Regions from separate parts of the Homo sapiens genome. Here regions 1 and 3 are each linked to region 2. Evidence: chromatin loops called from intact Hi-C (ENCODE). Cell type or tissue: endothelial cell of umbilical vein. All regions are shown on one strand. Links, peaks and the distances in the headings refer to the core of each region. The heading gives the core; the rest is flanking DNA. Region 1 has its middle 110 kb from the start of CFAP95. Region 2 holds the start of LOC124902177 (a long non-coding RNA gene). Region 3 overlaps APBA1 (amyloid beta precursor protein binding family A member 1).

The links. A loop is a pair of places that touch in the nucleus more often than their neighbours do. Peaks named below come from ENCODE experiments on the same cell type or tissue, not always from the same donor. Only the 100,000 strongest peaks of a DNase experiment are listed, where the experiment ranks them.
Region 1: a loop joins it to region 2, with 10 times the contacts of the local background. A loop is called at or near these places in 28 of 110 quality-filtered maps.
Region 3: a loop joins it to region 2, with 7 times the contacts of the local background. A loop is called at or near these places in 101 of 110 quality-filtered maps.

Annotation. Positions count from the first base shown.
Region 1 is chr9:69,928,294-69,934,394 of GRCh38, forward strand. No RefSeq gene overlaps it. Among named protein-coding and RNA genes, the nearest start is that of CFAP95, 110 kb to the left of the region's middle. In endothelial cell of umbilical vein, for the core only: CTCF peaks have their summits at 3,267 (motif pointing left) and 4,832 (motif pointing left); DNase peaks (open chromatin) are centred at 3,258 and 4,788; H3K27me3 peaks cover 186 bases.
Region 2 is chr9:69,419,645-69,425,745 of GRCh38, forward strand. It overlaps LOC124902177 (a long non-coding RNA gene), which reads right to left and starts at 2,871. Exons shown (of 2, transcript XR_007061568.1): 1 at 2,439-2,871. RefSeq lists a silencer at 2,829-3,123. In endothelial cell of umbilical vein, for the core only: a CTCF peak has its summit at 2,723 (motif pointing right); a DNase peak (open chromatin) is centred at 2,737.
Region 3 is chr9:69,546,429-69,552,529 of GRCh38, forward strand. The region is part of intron 1 of APBA1 (amyloid beta precursor protein binding family A member 1); the gene reads right to left. Among named protein-coding and RNA genes, the nearest start is that of APBA1, 120 kb to the right of the region's middle. In endothelial cell of umbilical vein, for the core only: a CTCF peak has its summit at 3,196 (motif pointing left); a DNase peak (open chromatin) is centred at 3,163; H3K27me3 peaks cover 396 bases.

The DNA of each region.
Region 1 (6,101 bases), core at 365-5,364, 510 kb after region 2:
TATTCTTCTTGAGGAAGGTGGGTGCCAAGGAGTATGATATTCCCATCTAATGTCTAGGGCTTGGGATAGCTTTTTAATGATATGTGCTATGAAATGGGTTCCATTGTCTGAATCAATATTTTCTATTGGTCCAAACCTGGGCACTATCTTTTCAGTTAATGCTTTAACTACATTATTGGCCATTGCATTTGAAAAGGGAATAGCTTCAACTCAATGAGTAAGGTGATCTGCTGTTACTAATAAGTACTTTAGGCGACCGATTGGGGGCATTTCAGTGTAGTCAATTTGAACACTTTGGAATGGTCTTAGCCCTGGATCCCTCCCCGCAAGGGGCGATTTCTTTGTAACTTGTTTGTTGGGTTTTTTTTTTTTACATATGAAGCAACTATCTTTAATCTGTTTGGCTACAGTATAAGTTCCTGAACACCCATAAACCCTGAGAACTGCATCACACATAGCTTGGGGTCCCCAGTGGGTCCCTTGATGCAGATGGGACAGGATTTCCTTCATGACGAGTTTGGATAGTATTTCTCATTGATCTGGTAACACCCATTTTCCTTCTGAGTTTTCTTTGGCTCCTATTCTTATTAATTTTTCCTTTTCTGCAGCAGAGAAGATAGAGGTTGCAGCAGGGGGAGGAAGACAAGGAGTTAAGTGAAAGATAGGTGTTTCAGATGAAACAGCAGCCTGCTTAGCTGCTTGATTTGCAAGGTTATTTCCCCAACTTGTAAAGGAAAAGTCTTTTTAGTGTCTGGGGACATGTACAATGGCTATTTCTTCTGGCAACTGGAGATTGTTTAAAACATGGATGATTAGCTCTTCATGGGCAAGATTTTGGCCTTTAAAATTAATAAGAGGTTTCTCAGGCCAAATTTTTCCAAATGTATGTGCTACTCCAAAGGCATACTTAGAATCAGTATAAATAGTTTCTTCCTTGTTCTGTAAGTGTTTTAAAGCCTGGCTGAGGGCAAATGGTTCACAAACTTGGGCAGATCAACTATTGGGCAACCTTCCTGACTCTATTTCTTCAAGAGTTTCTCTATCAATTACTGAATACCCATTATGCCTTTCTCCTTTAATTACTTGGGAGGAACCATCTATAAATAAGCATCGCCCCATTTTGAAAGGGGTCTCTCCTAGATCTGGCCTGACCTTCATTTGGTAGTCAATTAAATCTAAACATAGGTGTTCTCTTTTTAGATTTGGGTCTCCTGTCAAGAAACCTGCTGGGTTGAGTGAATTATCAGTAGTTAAGGTTAAATTCATCTTTTTTCTAGTAGAATAGCCTCATATTTTAATTTTTCAAGATTCAATTTCAGTATTTCAAGATTCTGGAGTCAGTGAGCACCTTCCTGCTTTTTTATTTAAAGTAGCTCTAACTTGGTGGGGTGTGCTTACAGTTAATTTTCCCCCAAAGGTTAATTTTCTGGTTTCTTCAACTAATACTTCTGTAGCTGCAACAGATTGAAAACATTGAGGCCATCTACAGGTATTGGGTGTAAAACTTTTGATAGGAAGGCTATGGGCTGCCAGCGGCCACTGGGTTCTTGAGTGAGCACCCCTAAAGCTACCCTGTTATTTATGTTAACAAAAAGATGAAATGGCTTTTCTAGGGAAGGTAAGGCTAAAAAACCTGATCGGCTTCCTCAGAAGTCCACAGGAGATGGTCCAGCTTCCACTAGGTAAGCTTTTCATATAAAAGTTTACTTTTTAGGGCATATGAGTCAATCCATAAGCAGCAGTATCCAACTAATCCTAAAAATGTTCTGAGTCCTTGCTTAGTTTGAGGCAGGGATAAGGACACGATGCCTTCAACTCACTCAGGCCCTATTCTTCACTTACCTCCACTGATAAAAGTGGCCTAAATATTTAACTTCAGTCTCCACATACTGAAGCTTTCCCTTTGAGACCCATAGCCCCTCAAATTCCAGATGGTTAAGAATATGTGTAGAGAAGTCAGCTACTTTTTTTACATCTTCACCAGATATAAGAATATCACCCACATACTGGACCAGGCATATCTACTTTGGGATGACAACTTTTTCTGACACTTGTTCTAGATTTGGCCAAAAAGGTTTAGGGAGTCTGTGAACCCTTGAACTCCATTGATACTGTTGTTTTTGCCCTGAATGGGGGTCCTCCCACTCAAAAGCAAATGTGTCTCAGCTGTCTTTAGCCAAGGGGCATGCCCAGAAGGCATCCTTTAAGTCTATTACTGTAAACCACTGATGATTATATGGAATTTTGCTGAGAATGGTGTATGGGTTGGGGACAACAGGATGGGTAGTCTGGACTATTTGACTGATGGCTTTAAGATCTTGCACCAGTCAGTATGTCCCATCTGCTTTCTTGACTGGCAATACTGGAGTGTTATAAGGGGACATACAGGGTACAAGGGAGTCCATCTTTAATAAGACTTTCAATTATAGGCTTTAACCCTATTCTGCCCTCTAGGGGAATGGGGTATTTTTTTCCTCCTCACTACTTCCCCAGTGGGTTTTTAGCTTGATGTGGCTTGGAGGGATTTGGAGTTTCCCTAGGTTTCCCTCCCTTGACCAGACATTGGGATTACTGTATTTTTCATCTGCAGTGGTGAGTAGGTTTAATGAGGCAAGAAATCCTTTAGGGTGAACTTGTAGGCCTATGCCTAATTTTAGCATTAAGTCTCTTCCCAATAGATTAGTTCCTGCCTCAGGGATCAATAAAAATTGGATATGAGTCAATCAATCTTGGTATTTAACTTCTGTACTTTCTAAGATTTTTGCCTTAAATCCTTCTCCTTTTATCCCAGAGACTAAAAGTTCTTCTGAAGAGCAGGCAATGTTAGGTGGAGGGAAACAAATGGAGAAGTGAGCCACTCCTAAATTGACTAAAAAGGTGATAGGCTCCTGTTTGGGTCCCACCTCTAAATTTATCAAGGGCTCCTGGTGGGATTCGAAGCAAAAGAGACAGAGCCCCTGACTCCCCTATTCTTCCTCAAAAGTCATGAGTGGTAGGGCTTCTTTCTGCCTTTGCAATTCAGGACATTCTCTCTTGAAGTGGCCTGCTGTTCCACATTTGTAGTACCTATCCTGTCTCTCCACTGTCTCAATCCTGGGATTCTTTAGCTTTGCTCCCCCATATTTTTTAGATGGTCTGGTAGATGAGGGGCGGGGTCCTCTAGATGGAGGCTTGTGTCCTTTAAACAGAGATCTGGACCCTTTATAGTTTCTGGCCCCCTGGAAGCTATATTTAGAAATGTGTGGGTTTGGAGCCACCTGCTGGAAAGTGTATAACATGAGTTTTGCCTTTTGTTTTTGCTTTTCTTTGTCTCTCTTTACGTACACTTTTGGAGCTTCCCTAAGGAGTTCACTCAGAGGTTGGTTTTCCCAATTTTCTAATTTTTGTAACGAAATATCTGGCTAACTTTTAGTGACAAAATGGAGCTTTAACATTCCCTGTCCAAGGGGATCTTCTAAATTTAGGCCTGCATATTGTCTCATTTGGTCCTTTAGTCTGTCTAGAAATTTCATAGGCCCCTCATCTTTTTCCTGTTATGAAACAACAATCAAGTGCTCTAGAGAGCTTTTGGGTTCGGGGTACTGATTCCCTAATTCCTTTTATTATCGTGTCCCTTAGGTCTTGCATATTTTCCTGGTGAGCCACATTATTATTGTCCCACCAGGGGTCTTGGGTGGGAAACTTCTGATCTGCAGTAGGAAGGTTTTTACCGGGAGGGTGTTCATGTTCCCAAATTACCATAGCAGGCTTATGGATCATGCTTCTTTCTTCCCCCGAAAAGAGGATGCCTAGGATGGACATTAACTCAACGCAAGTGTATAATTGAGGTCCCAAGAATTGATCAACTTGATCTGCCACCCATAAGGGTCATCAAACAATGGCTTAAGTTCCTTCGTCAAAGTTTGGATCTCCAAACTGGTTAAGGGAGCATTCACAAAGCCAATAGCTCCCCATTCTTGTGGCACCTCCTTTAAGGGGAAGAGAGTTGGGGCTGACTCCTTAGATGTAGAGGGAAATGGGAAATTTTGGATAGCATTTCTCCATTGTTCTATATCATGTTGGAGTCCTTTTAGGGAAGGGTACTGGGGCTGAGAAGTAACAGGCTCATGGGATGGTTCCCAAGAATCAGGATTGTAAGGAGGAGGCATAATGTGAGCAGGGGAAGGATCTGGATCAGGATCTAGGATGGCAGCAGCTGCCTGAGGGGAAGGGTTAGGGGCACTGAGTGGGGGAAGATGGTCTAGGGGATCCTATATGCTGGAGTCTTTAGGCACAGGAACTGGCTTTTCTGACTCTTCATTTTGAGATTCTAGATTGAGTTTTTCCCTAGTTGTCTTTAAGGAAAAAGGAGAATGGGTCCCTGACTCCAAACAAAGAGCACAATCCAGTTCTTCTTGAGAAACCAGGCTTTTATCATTTACATATTAAATCAGAAGTTGACACACCACATCCTCATTTGACCCAAACATCGGCCAGAAGATTGAGGGTTTGAGGATGGGTCCCTGAGTCCAAATAAAACCGCAATATTTTATCATTTGTTGCTTTTTCTTTTTGTTTAGTCCTCTCATTATCTTTCCAATATTTTAACATGAGACCCAGGGGACTATCAGAGGGAATATCTTTATTGCTATCTTTATCCCTTTTACTCCCTGTCTTGCTTGGGGTATTTCCCATGTTGAGTCCTAGTTAGGCTCAATCCCTCGTATTAGAGATTTCTTGCCTATCCTTCTCTGGAGGCTTATTGAGACTCAATCCCTCATATTAGAGATTTCTTGCCTATCCTTTAGCCCCACCTGCTGGAGGCTCCTTGTACCCTTCTTTCACTGTGTCCACTCTGGCCGCTTCCCTGAGGGGAATTTAGGTCCCTCTTAACATTGGTGTGCCAGTATAAACCCCACAGCAGGATGCTCCCTAAGCCATATGAGGTGACCACGGAACCGCAGATAGGAACCACTCACTCTGCACAGCAGTAGTGCTTAGTACCATCCACACAAGCACACTGCCAGCAGTAGTGCTTGTGATCATCCACACACACTTTCAACCTCCAGAATATCCCGACCACCAAGGAAATACTTTGTCACTCCAGTGACATTTCTTACCTTGGCCTGTGCACAGAGTTACCTGGTCTCTGTGCTGTTGCAAGCCTTTTTCTCCCTGCATTGCTGAGAGTCTGGGTTTATTCATTGCGCTGGGTGGGTCCTGATCCCTCACCCTGAGGCCACTGCAATGAGACAGTGGGATGCTCCTCATGAAAGGTGACAGGAGACCCCGTTCCCAGAGGAGAATGGGAATCCTGGACGAGCCCCAATATTTGTTGGAGATAAATGATCAGTGCTGCAAAGTGAAACCAGCACTCAGGCAAAAGTTTTCTCAGCAAGGCAACTTATTTCAACAGAAGGGTGCTGCTCACGTCAATCACGATTGCAAGAGCACACTGAACAGAGGAAAGCAGGGATTTTTACTCCTAATGCAATCACTACCTCTGTGTCACTCCCCCATGGGCTGGGGTCAGACTGCATAATCTAAACTGACCTGGTTGGCTATTTGTGAATATTTTCCCAAATAAGGAAGGGAAGGGGAATGTGAGTTACAGTGGTGGGACATGCGGTTTTGGTGGGAGGAATGGGTGCACAGTGGGTATCCAAGGGAACAGATGTGAGTTATTGATTAGAACTGACGGGAAAGTTGTTTACAGTAACTAGTGGCAAGGATGCATGGAGAACAAGAAAGTTGGGTTTGAGAACAGAGAACAAGGTAGTTAACAGGTTAAACTTTTGAAGAGGAATACATTTATTATGTCCTACAAAAAACGTCTTCATAGAACTTAACAAAAGCATGATTACAGAGGTAAAGGAAGGTATGATGACACTGTTGCATCAGATAGAGAATATAAAAAAAGAGATAGAAATTGTAAAAAAGATCCAAAGACTGAGTGTGGTGGCTCATGCCTATAATCCCAGCACTTTGGGAAGAAAAAGCAGAAGGATTGCCTGAAATCAGGAGTGCAGTATCAGCCTAGACAACACAGTAAACCCCATTTCTACAAAAATAAATTAGCCCAACATGGTGGCATGCAGCTGTAGTCCCAGCTACTTAGGAGG
Region 2 (6,101 bases), core at 615-5,614:
TGCTGCACCCACTGTCCTGCACCCACTGTCCGGCACTCCCCAGTGAGATGAACCTGGTACCTCAGTTGGAAATGCAGAAATCACCCATCTTCTGCATTGCTCATGCTGGGAGCTGTAGACTGGAGCTGTTCCTATTCGGCCATTTTAATCACATTTCTAATAGAAATTGAATATTGGAGGATTTCTAGTGAACATGTGAGGGGAAGAAGATCAAAAGATCACTTTGCACTGGAAACATTTCACTGTGTTTGTGCTGTGGTTGGAGATTTCAGTAAGATGGGAGCTGAGCAGAGGCCTACTGTGTGTCCTGTGAGGCCACTGCACTGGAGGCGACCTCAGGTGTCACTTGGAATGCTGTCTCTTCTCCCTTAGCCAAGGCAGGTCCTGGAGACCTTCAGAGCCTGTTTTCTAATGCTGTGGCAAACAACTAAAATGTCGACATTTGACCTGTGTGCTCCCAAATGGACCATAAAAAGATGATTGCTTATTTTATTTAGTAATAAAAGTAATATTTTTAGGCCACCCCTCCACAAGAAAGCTTAGAAATTGCTTAAGTAGCTGAGAAGCTGGCCACAGCAGGTGTGCTGGTAAGTGTTTAACAACCAGCTCTCTGGGGGGGAAACTATGAGTGTGCATCTGTGCTTATTTACCTGATATAAAGAATGTGTAACACACAGTTTACAAATAATAATAATATATTCACTCATTTTTTGGGGGGGGTGCAGGTAGAAACTCACTCTGTTGCCCAGGCTGGAGTGCAGTGGTGCAATCATAGCTCACTGCAGCCTTAAACTCCTGGGCTCAAGCAATCCTCCTGCCCCAGCCTCCCAAGTAGCTGGGACCACAGGCACGTGACACCATGTCTGGCTAATGTTTTATGTTTTTGTAGAGAAGGAGGACTTGCACTGTTGCCCTAACTGGTCTTCAACTCCTAGGCTCAAATGATCCTGTTGCCTCAGCCTCCCAAAGCTCTGAGTTTACAGGTGTGAGCCACCATGCCCCGCCTCACTAATCTTTATTGCAAATGCCACCCACCTATAACTTCAGTATGACTTGGTATTTCCTGCAAACTCACAATCAGTTTTTCTAATTCTGTTACCAAGAATAGTGTCACCAAACCAGACTACAAATAAATGTTTGACTCCTATGTGAATCGCCAAAGATGTTACTCATAATACTGGTGAATGAATGGAGCTCTGACATGCTACACTGTGGGAGGCTGTGGCTCTGGGTGTGGTAGAGCTGGTTGCCATCATAAAGAAAAGCTCAAGTGAATGGGGGGAGAGCAGGTAGAACTGGAACCCATGAGGACAGAGTTCTGTCCTACCTGCCTCCCACTGCAGTGATGTGGGGACCTGCAGGAGGAGTTAGTCCCACTCACACCTGGCCCAGGTCTCAGAGATACTGAGGGAGAATCTGGAGGAGCTGCCGACCGGCTGCTTCTCTGAGCCGCTGGTGCAAGCCAGCAGACCATCGACAACGTGTATGAGCTGCGACAGCCCCTGGTGTTGCCGGGACCCACAGTGCATTTTGGCTGACGCTTCCTATCTGCCCTCCAAATCTCACCTAAACCTCTCCTGCAGTCCTCATTTGGAATCATACAGGGAGGGAAGTCTGGAAAACAAAGTTCTAGCCTAGTTAAGTTGACTTGATGGAACGCCACCATGCTTGCTTGATGCTTCTGTGCTAGGTGGGGATCTCCTCACCCTGTTGTTCCAGGTTTCTTTGCCTCTGCATGGAAAGCTGTTTTTCAACCATGGGACCTGGAAAACTCCTGTAGTATATTCAAACCCTGCAAAGATCTCACTCGCTCTGAGAAAAGCTCCCGGACCCTTCCCCTCCAGGACTAGTTCTGTACCTTGTACTCAATGACTGTGTCTACTGCACATGCTAAATGTTCAAGGACAGAGTCACTAATGGTTAGAACAACTGAGCCAAGCTGTGCCCATCGCATAGGTGAAGAACTGGAGGAGCAGAGTGGTTGAGTAGCTTGCCAAGATCACACAGTGACAATTGGTAGGAAAGCTGTAATTTGAACCCGGTCTGTGACTCCTCTTTTAATTATAACCCACGGTGACTAGAAAGTCAAGGGAGATTTGGCTCCTGCCCATAAGAAACTCCAATTAGTGGAGGGGAAAGAGGTGGTTAAGGTAGTAAGTAGCTGGTCAGTTGTGCTATGTCTGAGACTGACAATAGGAGCAGAATGTGGAGTAGACCCTGGATAAGGGGGTCCAGGGTAGGAATGAGGTTGTTTCCCGCCTTCCGCCTTCCGCCTTCCACTTCCCGCAGCGGTAGCCTCAGCCTTCTAGGAATGGCTTCTCCCCAGCTGGAGGAAGGGACTAGAAGGCAGCAGTTATCTATGCTGCTTGCCGCGCCACTGTCACAAAGACTCTGGAGCTAGCCTGAGAACTGGGGTCACAGCAGTGTGCTCAGCCTACCTCCAGGGCCTCCTGGGTCTGGCCAGTAGGAAGATGAGGTCCGCGTTGTTGTCTGTCAGCAGCTGGGATCATACAAAGGAGCATTAGCCTGGGAGCTAGGGAGTGAGGTTCTAGCTGCCTGCTCGCTGTGTAGTCTCCAGCAAGTCCTACCCCTCTTGGGGTCTTTGGTTTCCTTATCTGGAAAACAAGGGGCCTGGGATGGGTGGCCAAGGCTCCTCCTTCCCTCAATCGCCTGGGAATCTTGGCAGTTATTTGGATTTGGCATTTCTCATGTAATTCCACCAGAGGGCGCCAAATACTAGCTCTTACCAACTTGGTTCCTGAAGCGGGTGTCTGCTGGGGAGGGCGCAGAGGAGGTGGAGTGTGAGTTGAGTGTGATAGTGTGGAAGCAATTAGCAATTAAGTGTATGTGAGTGAGTGTGTGTGTGTGTGTGTGTGTGTGTGTAGCACCAAAGCTCCTGTAACCGCCTATATCTCCCACCACCACCCTCTGCCTGCTGGCTGCATCTTCAGCCACTTGAATTCTCCTTTCTTAGCCTCCACGCCCTACCAGAGAGGCCTGGCCTCAGGGCCTTTGTCCTTGCTGTCCCTTTAGCTTGGAACACGCATCCCTAAGGCATCCACAGGGCCCTCCCTCACTTCTTCTTCATGAGGCATTCCTAACCAACCTACATAAAATAGCCACCCCCAAACTCATTCTAAGCTTTAGTTAAAAACATTAAAGAAAACTGTGGTAAAATATACCATAACATAAAAAGTACTATTTTAACCATTAATTTTTAAAATAAGAATATAGTTAAATACATATAACATAAAATTTCCCATCTTAGCTATTTTTAAGTGCATAGTTCAGTAGTGTAGCGTACATTCACATTGCTGTGCAATCAGTCTGCAGGGCTCTCTTTTTCTGGCAAAACTGGAGCTCTGTACCTACTTAACAATAACTCTTCATTTCCTCCACTCCTCTACTTTCTGTCTGTAAGAATTTGACTACATCAGGTATCTCATGTAAGTGGAATTATACAGTATTTATCTTCTTGTGACTGGCTTATTTCACTCAGCATAATGTCCTTCCAGTAGCGATAAACCCTTATGCTAGCATGTGCCAGAATTTCCTTCCTTTTTAAGGCTGAATAATATCCCACTGTGTGCCTGTACCATGTTGTGTTGACCCACTCATCGATGGACACTTTGGTTGCTTCTGTCTTTTGGCTGTTGTGAATAATGCTACCATAAATAGGGATGTACAAATACCTGTTTGAACTCCTGATTTCAATTATTGTTATTATTATTTTTTGAGACAAGGTCTTAGTCTGTTGCCCAGCCTGGATTGCAGTGGCACAATTTCAACTCACTGAAGCCTTGACCTCCCAAGCCCTAAGCAATCCTCCCAATTCAGCTTCCTGAGTAGCTGGGACTCCAGACTTGCACCACCACGTCCAGTTAATTTTATTTTTTTTTGTGGAGACAGGGTTTTGCTATGTTGCCCAGACTGGTCTGGAACTCCTGAGCTCAAATGATCCCCCTGTCTTGGCCTCCCAAAGTGCTGAGATCACAGGTGTGAGCTATCACACCTGGCCCCTGCTTTCAATTCTTGTTCCATGCTTTTATATTTTATTTTATTTTATTTATTTTGAGATAGGGTCTCGCTCTGTTGCCCAGGCTGGAGGGCAGTGTCCATGCTTTATTTTTTCTGCAGAGCACTAATTACCAACCAACTGCCCTCCTCCTGCCCACAACTAGAGATGCAAATGATTTCTATTTGGTAGAAAGATAACCCTAAAGGTTATAATTGTATTGCCTTAAGGACATTAGCCAGTTTTGTTTTATTTTATTTTATTGTTGAGACGGAGTCTCGCTCTGTCACCCAGGCTGTAGTGCAGTGGTGCAATCTCGGCTCACTGCAACCTCCGCTTCCTGGGTTCAAGCGATTCTCATGCCTCAGTCTCCCATGTTGCTGGGATTACAGATGCCCACCACTATGCCTAATTTTTGTGTTTTTGGTAGAGGTGGGGTTTCACCACGTTGGCCAGGCTGGTTTCAATCTCCTGACCTCAGATGATCCACCCGCCTCGGCTTCCCAAAGTTCTGGGATTACAGGTGTGAGCCACCATGCCCAGTCGCAACCGGTTTTACTTCAAACCTAGTAATTTTATTCTAACATTCTTTTAAAAATGTCTATAAATACTTAGGTCCTCCAAATACTTTTTGGACCAGCTTTACCATCTTACTTGTTTCATCATTAATGATTAATAAATCTCTGATATGTGTTCATTCCATCTTTGTTATGGGAGTTATGTTTTTTAACTTTTAAAAAAGTATGCATTGGCATCTAGAAGTTTTTCCCAGGGGCTAAAATCTGCTTTTGGATGAAATTCAGTACATCAGTAGTTTAGGACTTCGGGTGTTTGGGGGCGACCTGCACTAAGCCATGCAAGTGCGTGCGGAGCCTCTTGAGTTGTGGCTCCCGTTGGTGTACCCAGGGGGTCTGGAAATTCCAGGAAGCTTATGAGGACCTGGATCTGCTGGGCCCCAGGAACGGCCAGTACTTCCTCAGCAACCACTATGCGCCATGCACATTCTGAAAGCTTTCTATGTGTTAGCTTATCCTCACACGGTCTCCCTGAGATAAACACTAGTTTGCAGATGAGGAAACAAGCTCAGAGGGTTTAAGGAACTCTGAGGATCACAGTTTAAGCAAAAATTATAGAAGAAAGACCTAAATAAAGTGGTTCTATGTGCATCAAGGTGGTTAAATGGTTTTTTTCTCTAGTTCTGCAATTTCATCTAAGATCAAAGCCAAGAGGGGGAAGCTAAGGTATAGTCTATGGTAGGAGCAGCCTTGCCTGTGGGGGCAGACCACACCCACACAGGCAGATACCATCCATCAGGGGACTGTGGTCTCCTGTGGGACAGACAGACTTCCAGGGAGCTTGCTGAGAGGTGCCAGTTCAAAGACTAGACCCTCCCACCAGCTGTCTTCCCACCGTCATCCTGGTGATGTGAGAGGGGTGTTGTCATTGGCGGGGGATGGGTGCAGAATTCAGGAAAGGAGCTACTTACTCGCCACTCCACTCTGGGAGGCAAGGGAATATTGACCTCGTCAAGGGAGGCGAATCCCAAGAGCATCACTGTGAAGGCTGGGGGCCTGTGCCCTCCACTTGCCTCCCCACACACTGAACTGGGTGCTGGTAACGTCTTATCTACATGTGGCCGAGGGACCGGACCAGCAGAAGGTGTGGTGCTGTGGGTGGTGAGAGAGATAATAGGAAGCAATGGCTCTGGGATGGGCAGGGGAGAGACAGCCAGGGGTGCCCCTCCCTTCCTCTGAGGGTGAGGAGGATGGTTGCTGGATGCTTCAGGAGCTTGCTGGCTGGGGAGATGGTGGCTGCAGGCGGCTGGGGACACAACCTGTGTGGAAGAGGTGTGCACTTTAGAGGTGTGCACAGATTGGTACCAGTCTGTGGCCTGTTAGGAACTGTGCCACACAGCAGGAGGCGAGCAACAAGTGAACAAAGCTTCATGTGTATTTACAGCCGCTCGCCGTCGCTGGCTCACATTACCGCCTGAGCTCCGCCTCCTGTCAGATCTGCGGCAGCATTAGATTCTCATAGGAGTGTGAACCCTATCGTGAACTGTGCATGCGAGGGATCTAGGTTGCAG
Region 3 (6,101 bases), core at 373-5,372, 130 kb after region 2:
TAGGGAAGACCAAGAAAACTGGAGGGAGTAAGATAACCAAGAGGGCGCTGCCCCCTAATGGCTTCCACGGTCACAGATCCATTCCTAGGGTCTGGCCATCCTCTTTTCTGAGAGGTCTTTCTATAGGTGTGACCAATTCCTCCTTAACTAGAACTAGCTTAAGTAAGTTGCCCATTTCTGGGGGGAGAGATACTTTGCAAAGATTAATTTTATCATTTTTCCATGTTAAATACACATGGTGGGCAAAAGAAAAAACATCATAAACTATGTTTCTTATAATATATAACATTAGGGAATAAATCTTAAAGTAAGGAGCAGGAGAGAGCAAATGGTTTAGAGTTAAAAGATATAAACAATAACTTAGGATCTTTAAGAGGCTGCTGAAGCTCTTTGTGCCTCAGTTTCCTGAAGTGTCAATGAAGGCAATGCTGATATGCACCCTTCTGACCCACCTACTTTATAGAGTTACTGCAATGATAAAATGAGATCACATATGTGAAAAAGCTACGGCAGTTTAAAAGTGTTACGCATACATTTAAAACTACTTCTGTTTTGAAATTATTAGGGCTAAATTTAGTATTAAGAAAGTTCCTTTTTCACAGGTTATTTCCTGTTGCTAGAAGACACTTATGAATCTTGTAAGTCTTTAGATTGAGAATCAATTGTCGGAGTACAGAGACCAGTGAGGAATTAAATTCAGTTGCTTAAGAACAGGGCAACCCCTCTTCTCTCACGCCCTCAATATTGTTCTCTCATACAAAAGAAATCCAGAGGGGGACAGTCCAAGGATGGTACTGGAGTTTTACAATACTGTTACGGAACAACTCAGCTCTTTCCAGCTCTCCAGTCAGCCATCCTTAGAGCTTGACTCCCACATTTCCAAGATGGCAGCCTCAGTGCCTGCCACGTGTCTGTATTCCAGGCAGGCAACAGGGACAGGGCATAGGTAAAGAAGGTGCATTTCAGCAGTCAGCTTCTTTTAGAGAGCTTCCCTAGAATCCCCATCTAGTGACTTCCATTTATATCTCCTCAACCAGAAATGTGTCACACTGACCACCCCTAGCTGCAAGGAAAACTTAGAACCAGGGTTGTTGTTTGGCTGGACACCTTGCTACCCCAAATAAAATCTGGGTTCTCTTAGTAATGAAGAAAGGAAGAATGCATATTGAATAGGTCTCTCTTACACTAGCCACTGAAAATGCTGATTACTAGAATTTGAGGCAATTGTATTAATTGTCCATTTTTAAGATAGTTTAATGCTAGACATATTGGTGATACCCTAAAAGAACCAAAGCCCCACTGCCTTGGCCAGTGCCATGACTTCAAGGCTGGAAGAAGATCCAAGCTTTCCCCATTTCAGTCAAGTGCTTTACTCAGCAGTCTACTCCATGTCTGGTTTCCAACACAACCACCACCTGGGGTTCCTACCAACCCAAGAGATGGGTTCAGTGGTGTGGTCAGTGGAAAATGGCCTCCAAAGATGTCCACACCCTGGGTCCCAGAACTTGTACAGATGTTACCTTACATTACAAAGGGATTTTGTAGACCTAATTAAGAGGATGAATCTTAAAATGGGGAGATTATCCTGGATCATCTGGGTGGCCCAACCTAATCATGAGTCCTTAAAAATGGAGAATCTTTTCCAACTGTGTCAGAGAGATGGGACCAAAGAAAGAGGAAAGATTCAAAACATGAGGAGGACTTGGCACAATCCCCTCTCCTGCTGCTGACTTGGAAGACGGGAGAAAGGAACATAAACCAAGCAATGCAAGCAGCTGGGAATGACCCTCAGCCCACAGCTGCATGGAAATGGAAACTTCAGTCCTACAACCTCAGGGACCTACATTTTGCCAACCTGAATGAGTAAGAAAATGGATCATCCCTTAGATCCTCCAGAAAGGACAGAGCCCTGCCGACGCTTTGCTTTTAGCTCCATGGGACCTGTGTCAGCTTCCCATCTACAGAACCTTAAGATAATAGGTTTTTGTTGTTTTATGTCACTACGTTTGTGGTAATTTGTTACAGCAACAATAGGAAACTAATATAAGTGGGTTGGCAGAGGCTGCAAGCTCTTCCGAAATATTCTTCATAGCTTTAAGCAAGCTAATAAATGAAATGTCTCCTTACCTGCACAGAAACAGTTTCTGACAAATTAACGGACTGGAGGCCATTAAAGGGTAAAAGGCAATAGGGTGCTCAGGAGGTAAGCAAGAAAAAGGAAAAGATGGGGAAGGACTGAAACCCTGGAAGAGAAAGAACATGGTTATGTGCTGTTGGAGGCTGCCTGCACCAATGCCATTTGGTCACACATGCCCTCAGGGCTGGCCATGTTGGACATGCTCTAGATTGAACACTCTGCTCATTAACTGGTTGCAATGCTCCCCTCCTCCCCACAAAGCCCCTTTGTTCTTCTCTTTGAGGCAAACAAGTTCATTTGACTTCGGATCTCATCTGGAGTTGAAGTAGCTGACATCTACTTTGTTACAGAAGCAGCTGCTGAGGCAGCAGGACAGCTGAAGCCCTGAAATGCCCGGGGTGGTGGGAACCAGACCTCTTAGAGTAAGAGCAAAGGCCGGGTAGGGCTAGTCTTCATGATGGGCATGCAGGGAAATCACAGGGACAGACTCAAATGTCTACAGGGCCACACAGATGATGCAAATGAGTGAAGCAAGCCAGGTAGAAGAAAAAGCAATATATAGTAGTTACAGAACAGCACAAGCGCCAACGCCAAACAAATCCAGGGGAAGGCCGTTGCAGGCTCTCACTTTGCAATCTCATCTCTAAAGCAAAGGACAGGGCACATTAGTGGATGTAAAGAGTGGGCTGGCTGTCAGTCACCCTGCTAGATGTGGGTTTTGGGGAGGAGAGGCTGTAGCCTTACTGTCATTCTCCAAACACTAAGCCCATGCCTGGGACACTATAGGTGCTTAGAACACTGTTTAAGAATGTCGTAGAGAGGATACACAGCCAGCCGAGGCCTCTGCACTTTTTGTCGTCTTGCCCTCTGCCCCACTTTCACCCAAAGTTGTCTCAAAACCCACATATTTCACTTTTTGCCACTTCGATCCTATGAGTCACCAACTTCACACTCTATCAGAATCATGACATGGCCCATGAATTTTAACTCTCAAGTTCGTCTACGACTTCTCAAAACCCCTCGGCCTCACTGGCCTGTAGGTGACCTCTCGTGGTAAAAGAGGGTAACTGCACAGTGAAGAACCTTTTACATCCGAAAAATTCGATTCATATCAATTCAATCAATAGTTATAAAGTGTCCGAGGAAGAAGAAAAAATAAAAGTAGGGGACCTTTAAAACAAATCGTAACTTTTTCAAAAAAGGAATACTTTGAGGTGGATAGAAACACGGAAAGAAGGCTTACATTGGGACAGAGGAGATATAATTTTCTAATTCATATTTTTCTAACTTATTTCCCAGGATTGCTGAAAAATTGGAACTGAGTTTTCCAATCATTTAGTACAGGCTTTCGATCCTAAAGATATGGCACAGAATCTGGAGTCTGGTATACATAATATGTGCAAATTTGAGGCACATCATTTAAAGTTTCTGAGACTCAGTTTCTACATCTGAAAAATGGGAATAATACCAGTTCCACTTAACTTCTATGATTGTTATGAGGTCTAAATTAGATGAGATATGTACAGTGTTTTCTGTATTGGACCTTATAATCTTTTGGTTCATGATATATTCTCATCAGTCCTCATGCAGCTTGCTTTCATTTATTTAGCTGTTTTATTATAAACTGTACTTGTAACTGTAAAGTGTTGTGCACATATTAACTTAGGGATGCAGTGATAAAAATAATAAACTTGATGGAAAATTATGCAATTTCTTTCCATGATATAAACATGAGTTAGATTGAGTTCTTCTTCCTCCTTTCCTTTTAAATGCTCTCTGGAATTTTTCTCATCCTCTTTCTCAAATCAATTCAGTCATCCTTTATTTTATTTTTTTACCTCTTCTGTATTCAGTTTGTTCCCATATTATTTTATAAGTGCCCTTCAATTAATTCATTAATGTAGGTTCTTATTTGAAATAATACAAAGAGAAATCATGTATTATGGTAGAGGGTTGGAGCAAATTACCTTTAAGTCACTCATTCATCCATTCATTCTGTAAATATTTAGTGAGCTTCTATTATATGGCATTGTGATAAGCACGAGGGATATAAAGTGAATAAAATGAACAAGGTCTTTGCCCTCATGGAACTTACCCTGAGGAGTTTACAATAGAAATAATTAAACATATCCTGTGAGCTCTGAGAAGTGCTGTAAAGAGAATAAACAAGGGTGAAGATACAGGAGATGGGAGAGTGAGCATGTAGTTATCTGGGGAAAAGCATTCCATACAAAGTGAACAGCAAGTTCTAAAGTCCTGAGGTGGGAGCAAAGAGGAGCATCATACAGTCCTCTACCATGTGTAAGTAATTTATTGGACATCTCATGGATATATGTGTACAGTCTATCAATATGCATACATAGATATGTATAAACATAGATATATGTATAAATATATAAGTAAATATACATAAAATACATACATTATATGAATATCTTAAAACCTTATCAGGAGCGTGTTAAACCTTAGCTATGAGAAAAAATAGTATTGACATATCCTGCCTTCAGATAAAGTTCATTAAACATATTTTTGGGACAAGAAAAAATCTGGAAAAGTAATTTAATGGATACTTTTTGGATGGCCTTGGTGACAGATTTCCAGGAATGAGGTCACGGCTGCTTTGTTAACACTGCTATACATTGTCACTTGTAACAGCATATGTAGCTTCACAACTTAACATCAATATTTTAAAAAGTAAAATAATCTGGCTGGGCGCGGTGGCTCATGCCTCTAATCCCAGCACTTTGGGAGGCTGAGGTGGGCGGAACATGAGGTCAGGAGTTCGAGACCAGCCTGTCCAACATGGTGAAACCCTGTCTCTACTAAAGATACAAAAAATTAGCTGGGCGTGGTGGCACACGCCTGTAATCCCAGCTACTCGGGAGGCTGGGGCAAGAGAATCGCTTTAACCCGGGAGGCGGAGGTTGCAGTCAGCTGAGATCATGCCACTGCACTCCAGCCTGGGTGACAGGGTGAGACTCCGCCTCAAAAAAAAAAAAAAGTAAAATAATCTGTTTACTTTGTAAACATTAGCTTATGGAATTTCAGGACCAATCTCTTTGTTTTCTGTATTTTTTCTGCCAATATTACATGATTTTATTACAAAAGAAGTCTGGGTGAACTTTTTTATTGCTGGAACGAAAATCCTAATTACTCTGTATCATGGAGTTTGAAGGCAAGGAGAAACAAGGCTGTTGAAAGGTTCCATGAAATCTCTATCAGTGCAAAACCTGTGTACCATGAAATGGTAAATCTGCAACATTTCATTTTTTCTTCTAATCTTCGCTGTACAGACAGTTGCAGGCTTTCTCTTTCTCTACTTCCCTTAATTCCATAAAACTTTAATGCCTACTCTGCAGAAGGCATGGCATCTATGGTTTGAGATGGAAAGACACACAGGAGGGGAAGAACTGACTTGTGCTGAGAGGCCAACATGAAACTGTTCAGAGTTTTAAAGACATATCACACAGTTCACTATGGACAGAAACTTGGAGGTGGCAGTTCCTGCAGAAGTGTTGGGAATATGGCTGGAAAGACTGAGAAGAAAGTATCCTGAAAGCTTTGAATATGACAATGGAAGAGGCTGTTTACAAAATTTTCAGCCATCATGAGGATTTTAAAAAGGAAAAAATGAAATGATAGCACCAGTGTTTGCCTCCAAGATGATCTTCACAAGTTGGGTGATTATTACATTTAGGCTGAGCCTAGATATGTCCTCCACCTTGCTTGATTCATTGTGTTTTTCTGTTCAAGTATTAGAAAACACGTACCACAGAGCGAATGGAGAGTAATCAGCTAATGGCTCATTATTTATGTATAAAATGAAGATGTCCTGCACGAAAATCAATTCACATTGAGTTCAAATGCACACTCACATTCATCTCTAAGTAACTTATTCCCCCACTACCCCCATGGAGGATTTTAACAAACCCAAGCTGGGAAGATGAATTTACAACCCAATTTG